2 separate regions of the Homo sapiens genome follow, and region 2 is linked to region 1. Evidence: chromatin contacts called from ENCODE Hi-C data. All regions are on one chromosome and are shown on one strand. Each heading gives the region's core, a stretch centred on a gene start or an enhancer-like site at or near the end of the contact. The rest is flanking DNA. Distances are from core to core; before and after follow the strand shown.

Region 1 (5,325 bases), core at 2,075-4,574:
CTGTGCCAGGCACTGTTCTAGTAACTTGGGATACAATAACGAACAAAGGACTAAGATGAGGACAAAGATCTTGGCTTTTAAGCTTACATTCTAACAAAGGGAAACTGAATAAACAATAAACTATAAATATGCAAATTGTATAATACCTTAGAAGGTGGTAAGTATTATGGAGAAAGAAAAGTAGAGAAGGGATCAGGAGTATGTGCCTGGGGGGAGGCAGAGACAGAGGTTGCCGTATGAAATAATGTAGTAGGCGGGGCTTGGTGGCTCACACCTGTAATCCCAGCACTTTGGGAGGCCGAGGCCTGAGGATTGCTTGAGCTGAGGAGTTTGAAACCAGTCTGGGCAACATAGTGAGCCTTGTCACTAAAAACAAACAAACAAACAAAAAAAAAAAAAAAAGGAAAAGAAAAAAAAGTGCTGCAGTCAGGGTAGGTTAAACCAGAAAGGTGAGATTTGAGCAAACCCTTGAAGGTGATAGAGTTAGCCAGGCATACCTCTAGAATAAAAGAATTTTAGGACAAAAGAACAACTAGAGCAAAGGCTGTATGTCTGAATGGTGTCTGATGTGTTCTAGAAAGAGCAAGGAGGCAATTGTAGCCAGAGTGGGCTGAGAAGAGTAGATGAGGCCAGAGATTCTAGGAAGAAGAGATAACAGGGGACCAGGACATGCAGGGGACCTTGACCATTGTCCTGTTGCATCAAATAAACTAACATCTACTTTATCCCTATAATGGAAATGATCGGCTCCTTTTTCTTGCTAGTAGAGATAAAATTATAAAGCACGTATTTGTCCATATAGATTTTCCATACTTGAGAGTTTCCCTCAGGAAAAAAATATGCTGAGATTAGGAAACTGGGGCTGTAAGACACCGAATCATTTGTCAACATAATGAGTAAACAATAGAGCCAGAATTTAAAATCGAGTCTTACTGGATCTTAAAATTGAATAGCCTGTACTGTGTTAAGGAAATCTCTGCAATATTTTTAAGTAAAATATATAAAGACATAGGAAAGCAAAAGAAATGCCAAACGAATAAAGACTTTCAGGTCAGTCAAAGGTGGTCAAGAGAGAATATGCAGAGGGAAGAAAATCAAAACACTTGGCAGCAAGTTTATTGCAACATGTATTTCTCAGTCTAAAGATGAAGAAATCTGTAATGGAAAAATTGGCATTTTTTTCTCTAAGGCAATAAACTGCAACTAATCTTATTGGCTAGGCTATTATTGTTTTTTTAAAGTCTCCTACATTTTAAAAGGGAGACAATCTCCACCAGCACCTTCCACACACCTAGAAGCTGGTTATAAATACACAATCTCAGGCCCCATCCCAGACCCACTGAATCAGAAGCTGTATTTTAACAAGATTCCCAGGTGATTCCTTTGCACATTAAAGGTAAAAAAGCTGTTACAACAAAACTGTAGCCCCCCAGCCCATTCAGAGGGTCTCTCAGGTCTCCCTTTTTCCAGTGTTCTCTATTTGAGGGTAGATTTTCTTGCCATGCTTCAATCAAACTAACTTACGCCAATGGATAAAACAGAAGCAGATATAGTTATCTGGTTATCTTCTATTATGCCAGACATTAAGGGAGTTGTAAAAATGTAAAACAATGTCACTCTTTTCACTTTTTTTCTGTTTAGGAAAAGTTATTTTTCATAAAAACTGTTATTTATGTTAACATGTAATGAGCTTCTTATTGTAACTTTTAAATAAACTAAATATCTGTAAAGTTTCTCAGTTATGTAGATACCTTTCGATAACGACAGACGGATAGATATAACCTACATAAACAAAAGTCCTTTGAGGTCCTGTTTAAGAGCATAAGGGAGCCCTGTTATCAAAAAGTTTTGAGGCAGCACTTTGGGAGACCGAGGCGGGCAGATCACGAGGTCAGGAGTTTGAGCCCAGCCTGGTCAATATGGTGAAACCCCCGTCTCTACTAAAAAGATCAGCCGGGTGTGGTGGTGCGTGCCTGTAGTCCCAGCTACTCAGGAAAGCTGAGGCAGGAGAATTGCTTGAACACGGGAGGCGGAGGTTGCAGCAGTGAGCCAAGATCGCGCCACTGCACTCCAGCCTGGGCGACAGAGTGAGACTCTGTCTCAAAAAAAAAAAAAAAAAAAAAAAAGTTTGAGGATCACTGTCTTATAATGTTCCAAGGAAGAGTTAAGTATGTATCCTAAAGAAAAGTCACCTTCTCAGTGACGTCTTCCCAAATCTCCCCAGGAAAAGTAGGCATTTTGTTTCATAGCTCTCAAATAAAATTAGAGTAGCTTACACCAATGCTGTCATTCGCAAATTTGCCAGTTCCTTCACCCTTATTAAATAATGAATTCTCCATGCTTCCAATTTGTTTACCCAGTGAATAGATTTTATGCATCAGACAGTATCTGAAACTTTTGATCATATTATAAACACCACCTTAGTAGTCACTGAACTACTTAGACTCTGTCTTCATTAATCCTCTGTATTTAGTTAGATTTGTTGATATATCTAAAGCTAATTTCCTTGTTTGATGGAACCCTCGCCAGGTCATTTCTAGCCCAGTTTGTCCTGGACAATTCTGGTCCGCGCCGCAGCCCGGGCACTGAGTCCGGGTCCCAAGTTCACTACCGCGCGGCGAGTCTAAGCCGTGGGGAACGCCGGGTTCACAGCTCGAACTGGGACACAGATCGCAGCCCGCGCTCCTGCAGCCGGGCCCAGGGGGTGACCACCTCCTCCCAAAACGCAGGCTCCCGGGTCCCACTGCAGGCCGCTGAACTAGACGGGTTGGATTGGGGCTCCGGAATGAACTTCTGGAGAAATCTTTCGGCTTTCCCCGACGTGGGCTCGGCGGTCTGTTCTCGGGGCGGCACGGCTGACACCCCTTTTTCCTCCGCCCAGATGCTGGTTGCACCCAGTCCGCGGGATCCAGGAAAGGAGGCCAGCTCTAGCCCGGCGCCGGAGTTGGGGAGCACTCCCAGCCGCGCGCGCACCGCCCTGCTTCAAGCCAGCGACAGGAGTGACTCGCTGCCCCACCCCACAGCCTCCCGGCCTGCAGCCGCGGAAGTCCCGGCTGGCACTCACCGCGCGGCGGGCAGCTGGCGCGGCGCACGGTGGCCGCCCAGGACGCGTAGGGACCCTCGGAGAAGGCGTGCGGCCATGTCCGAAACACAGGGGCGGCGGGGCGACGGAGGCGACTCTGCGGCTACTCGGCGACTCGGGGCAGGGTCCCCGGGAGGGAGGACGATCAGCTGAGGCGTCCACCTGTGGTGTCCTCCCAAAAAAGCGCTCGCGCGCGCCCTTCCGGAGCCCCAACCACGCCACAGGCTGGTCGCGAGGGAATACGCCCGTCTTGGCTGTCAGCAATAGGATTTTACAGCGAAACTGCTGCCTTTGCTTGCAGCATTCTTTCTTGTTTATCGAAGCAGCTCTGAGCCTTTTTAGCGTCCTGAAGCGCTTTGAGTAACGGATGAAAGCTATGGAGCCCCCAAATACGCGCAAATACCTAACCATAAAAATGTACGTGAAGTTTATTTTGTAACCTTGGAAATTGATTTACTTAAAGTAGGCTGAATAGTTTGAGCAAACCCTTGAAGGTGATAGAGTTAGCCAGGCATAGCTCTGGGAGCCCATGCTATTTATTGGTAATAGCAAGTAGAACGAATTAATCCGACACAGGATTTAGTAGAGACAGGATTTCACCGTGTTAGCCAGAAAGGTCTCGGTCTCCTGACCTCGTGATCCTCCCGCCTCGGCCTCCCAAAGTGCTGGGATTACAGGCGTGAGCCACTGCGCCCAGCCCGTTCTGTTAATTCTTAAATGTCCAAGTTCAAGTACATCCGTTGAACAATTACTCTCGCCCTCAGTGACATTTCAACTAATAAAAGCATGCCCTGTAGAACTCTCAGGTAAAAGATGTGAAATATCCCTCAAGGGAAACATAAATGGCTCAAAGGGTTCATGAAATCCTGGGTGATTGGCTTAAACTATCTGGGTAGTTTGCTTGACTTTTCATTTAATTTTAGCACAGCTAACTCTACATTCATAAACATATTTGTTCTTACTTCACAAAAGGAAACTCAGTAGAAAAAAACTGATAAACATGCTAACCAAATGTGATTCAAATTAACTTCACCAAGAATGGAACAAACTAGCATTAGAGACACCTGTATTGAAAGGAACACCACATTATTTATATACTGTTGGGAAAAAAGGCTGAGGGTTGGGAAGAAAGCTGAGGCAGGGCTTGCATGACTGACATAATGTCCTCTGGAATGTGTCTAGACTTGCTGGCTCCTTGCTTTTAGCCCTCCTAGGCTCCTATTCCCATTATCTCAAGTAGCAGAACATGTTCCATACAAATGTAAACCTCCATTTACTCACCTGTAAATGAAGAATAACAATATCTATGTCATAGGGTTGTTGGAAAGATTTTTCAGATAACGGAGGTCAGGTGGTTGGCACAAAGACAGGAATACAATAAACATTCGATAAATGGTAATTATTATTGTCATCATTGAGAAATACTCATATTTTGTAGTAGATAAAAGAAAGAACAAATCCTTTAAAAAAACCCTCTACTTTGTGTATTCCAATGCCTATTCAATTAGAAGGCAAATGTTCAAGAAAAGGAACTGCTTATGCTTTTCCTCTGATACCTGGTAGTAAATGTCATGGACTACACGGTCCTTTCTAAACCCCATGAAAATGCCAGCTTCTTTAACCCAAATAACTGCCTGTGTCTGTATCTGTATCTGTATCTGCCTGTTTATAAATGTATAAAAAGTGAGTGATTAGAAATTATATATATATTTTTATATTTGGTTTGAAGAATACCTTGATGACATAATTGAGAAACTGAAATTGGCATCTGTTAAATGTGTCTGAAATATTTTCTTTTCCCTTATAGAGGACAATGGTCTCAAAACTAGTTACTGTTTTATGTTTTGGAACATTTTCTTTAAAAAAATAAATAGCAATTTAAGTATCTGTAACCAACAATTTTGACAGTAAACTTTATTGTCAGGATTAAGAATGGATTTGTTTAAGCTTCCAACTTCAAACCCTAATCTGCTTCTAAATTGCTTCTCTATGAGCCATACCTATAATATAATATGACCAAAATATTAATCATACACATTTATAAGGAAAAACTGCTCAAAGTAAAAGAAAAGTTATAAAATTTATCTTCTAGGGCTCTCCTTTTTTTTTTTTTTATAGTCATTGTATACAGAGCTCATTAGAAAAAGTATTTATTTATTTCCCCTGGTGCAAAGCAAAACTTATCTAATCAAATATAGAAGTGTTGCATAAGTTTTAGTGCATTACAGTCTTAGACTAAAGAA
Region 2 (5,325 bases), core at 1,311-3,810, 99 kb after region 1:
GAACACTTTTTCTATATATTCTTTCATGGCTACTACCTAAGATCACTTCGATTTTAATCCAGATGTTACTTTCTCTGAAAGACCTAATGGAATCATGCTATATTAAGTAACCCCTCCTCTGGTTATTACTTAGTCTAGCATCTGTTTTTATTATTCTCATGGACTTTATAATTTTTGAATTTTTATTTGTTTTCTAATACATTTAGGAAGTGAGCTTTATCAGATCAGGGACTCATCTTTCTTGTTCTCCAATGACTCTCCAGCTCCCAACTCACAGTAAGCTGAAAACATTTTTTTAATGGAATGGATGAATAAATGAATGAAAGAATGTTACGGGTTTTGGTGTTGGCAGATATACTTAAATGATTCAAGACAGTTTGGAGCCCCAAAATCTGAGCAAGAGAAAGAATTTGAATATTTGAATAGTTAGAAGAGAGAATGAGGATGAACAAAATTGACTATTAGAACCCATTCTGAAAAGTTAATGGCTTTGGCAGTACTTAGTTGAAGGAAGAAAAAGGTGGCTTAAAAGCAATTTTAATTAATAAAATGTTGCTATTAAGAGAATAGTCGTCAGCTGTTCTTTATATGAAACTAACAGGGATGAGTGAAATAATTTTCGGTTAAAAATAAATAACTTTCTAACTGGGGATTATGAGGTACTCCAAAAATATTTTAAAATGTAAACTGTTTCCTTTTAAGAATAAATGGGTGTTTAAGTGCAAACTTGATAAAGGACTGGGACTGGATAATAAAGATGATTTTTTAAAATGTTTACACTCCTTTCGTCACTAAGTTTTTAACTAGTATTGTTTCTTTAACAGTTAATAAATCCAATACTTGTGTAAGTGAAGACTGGTATTTTTCTTCTTTTGCTCTCAGAGTTACCTTGTTAGAGGTCATGATATATCCAGGGCCAAGCTGGAACCAGTGCTCCGGAATCTTGTTTTATGAAGCAGATAGTAAGTCATGTAGAAATTGAGTCAGCGTGATTCTTTACATGGTTAACATGCTGCTTCCCCTGGAGGTGGGGGTGTAGGATTTCTCAAGGAAGGACATTTATAGTGATTAAAATTGCTCAGAGATTGCTTCACTGGGTAATTCTGATGCTGTAGTATGTGATTCTGGCAAGAGAGAGGGAGTATGAAAGGGACAGAAAATCCCAGACCATGGCAAGAAAGGGCACACGATGCAGAGACTACCTCAAGAAAAGGGGCTGTGGCAGTAAGAAAACAGTAACCGAATGGTCAGACTATTGATCAGAAATCCTTCTTGGTTGCCTCCTGAGAAGGAATTGAGAGCATAAATGTCCAAGGGCAATGACTGCCCATTAACTCACCATCATCCTACAATATTTAGCATAGTTCCAAGAACAAACTGGCAAAAGAGATTTTGGCAGCTGATATTTTTCTGGGAAATTAAGTGGAAAGCACCCTCCAGGACAAAAAGGCCAAGAATAAATACTAAACATGTGCATATCTTAAAAGCCAACAATTTCACTCATAGTCATGTGTCCCCCACAAATGTGTATGTATATGCATAAAGATGTACATAGGTTGGGCACGGTGGCTCACGCCTGTAATCCCAGCACTTTGGGAGGCTGAGGTGGGTGGATCACCTGAGGTCAGGAGTTCGAGGTCAGCCTGACCAACATGGCAAAACCCTGTCTCTATTAAAAATACAAAAATTTAGCGAGGTGTGGTGGTGGGCACCTATAATCCCAGCTACTTGGGAGGCTGAGGCAGGAGAATTGCTTGAACCCGGGAGGCAGAAGTCACAGTGAGCTGAGATCACACCATTGCACTCCAGCCTGGGCAACAAGAGCAAGACTCTGTCTCAAAAAAAATGTACATAAACATTTTTAGCAATGATATTCATAATTGCACAAAACTGGAAACAACCCAAATGCCCATTAGCAATAAAATGGATAGAATATCATATATCCTTGTGATGGAACACTACACAGCAATAAGAATGAACAAACTACAGGTACATGTAATAAGATAGATCAGTGTCACACAGTGTTATGGTTCCATTTATATAAAGTTCAAGACCAAGAGAAACTACCTGATGGTATTCGAAGACAGGATAGTAGTAGAGAGGAGTGTTGGGTAGTGGAGAGGAAGGTCAGGTAGTGAAGGAGCTGGTGTTTACATGAATTTGTTGAAGGAGCTGGTGGTTACATGAATTTGTTCACTTTGTGATAATTCATCAAGTTGTACACTTAAGATTTCTGCATTTTTCCAAATGTATGTTATGCTTTAATACAAAGTTTGATAGGGAGAAGAAATAATACTGCCTTCCAAAGTAAAATGAATGACATTGGGTGGGATAAAAAAAACAGAGGGACCCTGTGTCAAGCCTGTCTTAGGGTCTTCAGACAGCATGAGTCTCGCTGTCTCCATTTTGAAGATGGGCAACAACTGCAGGGATAAGAATAGCCCATGGCTGACAGTGCATTTGCTTCTACTTGTCCTGGTCAAGGTTTTCTAATTCGGGCCCAAGAGAGTATTCATGTCTCCAGGAGGCCACCCTATGGCACGTTAGGCATTCTTGAGAGACTGGCGGCCTCAGTCCTTGTGTTTGGAGCAGTTCTGCTAGAGGAGGAAACAGCACAAAGGGCACTCTTATGCTGCTGTAAACCAGTGCCAGGATTTTTAAAATGTGAGACACCTGTTACCCTGTAAGTATTAATTTCAACTTGAGGTCTCTAGCTTTTTAATTTGCTGGATACATTCTTTTATATGAAATGTGATGGGCATTTCTGACGTGGAAGAAATTGGGACCAGTAAAGCCGGGAAGAAAGCAAAATGGGGTAGCAGGGGCCCTTTTCTCAGCTTCTAATGAAATATTTGTAGTCAAGACCAAGCACACATATTGATTCTCATCAAGTGTGAAATCGTTGGCGGCCCTGGAGGTGAGCCCCACGGGACCATTTGTACCGCACTCTTTCAAATGAACAGATTAAATCTCTCGTAAGATGCTGTTTTTGACACACTCGTACTGCATATATTAAAATCCTCCCTGGTGCCCTTTTGGCGGTTAGGATTCAGGTAGTTCCAGTGCATCACAGCCTGTGTACCAGCTGGAAAGGATATTTTTTTTTTCTTCCCTGGAATGTGTAAAGGAAGAATTATATTGCTGTTTGTTGAAAGAGACTATATGTCTCGCAAGTCCCACTTCAATAATCTTCTAGAAGCAAGAATGAATTTGGGATTGGAAAGGGCATTACAACATGGCTAAATAAATAGCAAGGGGTCTCTCAACACCTGGTTAGCCTGCAATGTTACAATATGACTTCTAGGTCTTACATTTCAGTCTCTTTCTTCAGCAAACAGAGTCTGAAAGGTCTTACACAAAGACAGAATTTTAAGTCTGAACACTCAAGAAATGTGGTCTTCACACTCTAAAGCTGTCACTAATTCCTTGAGAAGCACCAGAAACTTTCTGACTAAACCTTTTTATGTCTTCAATAATGGTTAAATCCAATATACCTTAGGGTTTCCCTCAGATTTAGTCTTCATATTCTTTAGCTTTTGCTAAAGAATTTTAGCAAAATTTCTTATTTTGCATTTCTCTAGCTTCATGACTGGGCTGTCATCATAGGTATATAAGACCATGTACAGGGCTGTGCATTAATATTGCAAGTCTGGAAATTCCAGATATCTTGGCAAAGGGAGAAACAACTTGTGGTTGGAGCTTGGAGGATGAGGAACCAACAAGTTCTGAGTCCTCATGTCTTATGCTTAGGCTGATTCCATTTCTTCCCTCAAATTGTAAATATTTATTTAGGTGTAAAGGAGAGGGCCTATCTAAAGCAGACTGGTGTGTGAGTAGAGTTATTTTCATAGTGTGTCCTCTCCCAGTGATTTATGTTTCCTAGAATATTGATGAAAAATGGATGAGCTCCCGCAACATCTCCTGCCACTCTCCCCCTCACATATTGGACTACAGACATTCTGGCCTTCTTCAGTTCATTCTTTAGTATGATATGCTGTTCTTTCTTCCTGAATTGTTCTTCTAATCTTTCTTTGAATGAATGTTTTTATTCCCTTTCAAGTCTTACCTTAGAAGTAAGTCCTCTCTTCAGAAGGGTCTTACTTATCACCCTATCTAAAGTAGGTTCCACTCCTCTCATCCCATATTGCAATACTTCATTTGGTGGACTCATAGCTTATAATAATTGAATCATTTATTGATTATTGTCCTCACTTAGACTATAAATTCCATGAGACAGTGCTCATGGTTATATTGTTTACTGAATTGATTCTACCTAAGTGTCTATCAACAGAGAAATGGATGTTTGGATAGTGCTATTGTCCTATTGCCATTGTGACAAGGGCTCAGATAAACATGCAAGTGCACATATTCATGTACTGATTTCTTTTTCCTTTGGATAAATACTCAGAAGTAGGATTGCTGGATTGTATGGTAGTTCTATTTTTTGGTTTTTAAAGAAATCGTCATACTATTTTTCATAGTGGTTGTACTAATTTACCTTCCCATCAACAGTGTTTAAGAGTTTCCTTTTCTCTGCATTCTCACCAGAATCTGATATTTTTCATCTTTTTAATGACAGCCATTCTAACTGGAGTAAGATGATATCTCATTGTGGTTTCCATTTGCATTTCTCTGATGCATAGTGATGTTGGGTATTTTTTCATATACCATTTGTATATGGCCATTTGTGTGCCTTACTTTCAGAAATATCTGTTCATATCCTTTGCCCACTTTTTAATATGATTATTTGTGGGGTTTTTTTTGGTTGTTGAATTGTTTGAGTTCCTTGATATTCTGGATATTAATGCCTTGTTGGATGAATAGCTTACAAATATTTTCTCCCATTTTACAGGTTGTCTTTTCACTCTCTTGGTTGTTTCTTTTGATATGCAGAAGCTTTTTGGTTTAATATGCTACCATTTGTCTATTTTAGTTTTTGTTGCCTGTGATTTTGAGGTCTTAGGTGTAAGATCTTTGCCCGGACCAATGTACTGAAGAGTTTTCCCTCTGTTTTCTTCTAGTAGTTTTATAGTTTTAAGTGTTTAAGTCTATAATGTACCTTGAATTAATATGTGATGTAGTGAAGATAGGGGCTTAGATAGAAGATACCTATATTCTTCTGCATGTAGATATCCAAATTTCCCATCACCATTAATTGAAGATACTGTCATTTCCCCAATGGATGTTCTTGGCACATTTGTCAAAAATCAGTAGGCTGTAAATACATGGATTTATTTCTGGATTCTCTATTTTTTTTTTTCTTTCCTGAGAGAGAGTCTTGCTCTGTTGCCCAGGCTGGAGTACAGAGGCAAATCTCAGCTCACT

Evidence for each region. A loop is a pair of places that touch in the nucleus more often than their neighbours do.
Region 2: a map of gastrocnemius medialis shows a loop between it and region 1 (2.7-fold over the local background). The contact joins the promoter of LANCL1-AS1 here to the promoter of ACADL in region 1. A Hi-C loop is called at or near these places in 1 of 168 maps with a recorded cell type or tissue (gastrocnemius medialis).

The regions. Positions count from the first base shown.
Region 1 is chr2:210,222,123-210,227,447 of GRCh38, forward strand. It overlaps ACADL (acyl-CoA dehydrogenase long chain), which reads right to left and starts at 3,325. Exons shown (of 11, transcript NM_001608.4): 1 at 3,065-3,325. The coding sequence starts at 3,141.
Region 2 is chr2:210,322,152-210,327,476 of GRCh38, forward strand. LANCL1-AS1 (LANCL1 antisense RNA 1) reads left to right here and starts at 2,561. Exons shown (of 5, transcript NR_110606.1): 1 at 2,561-2,683.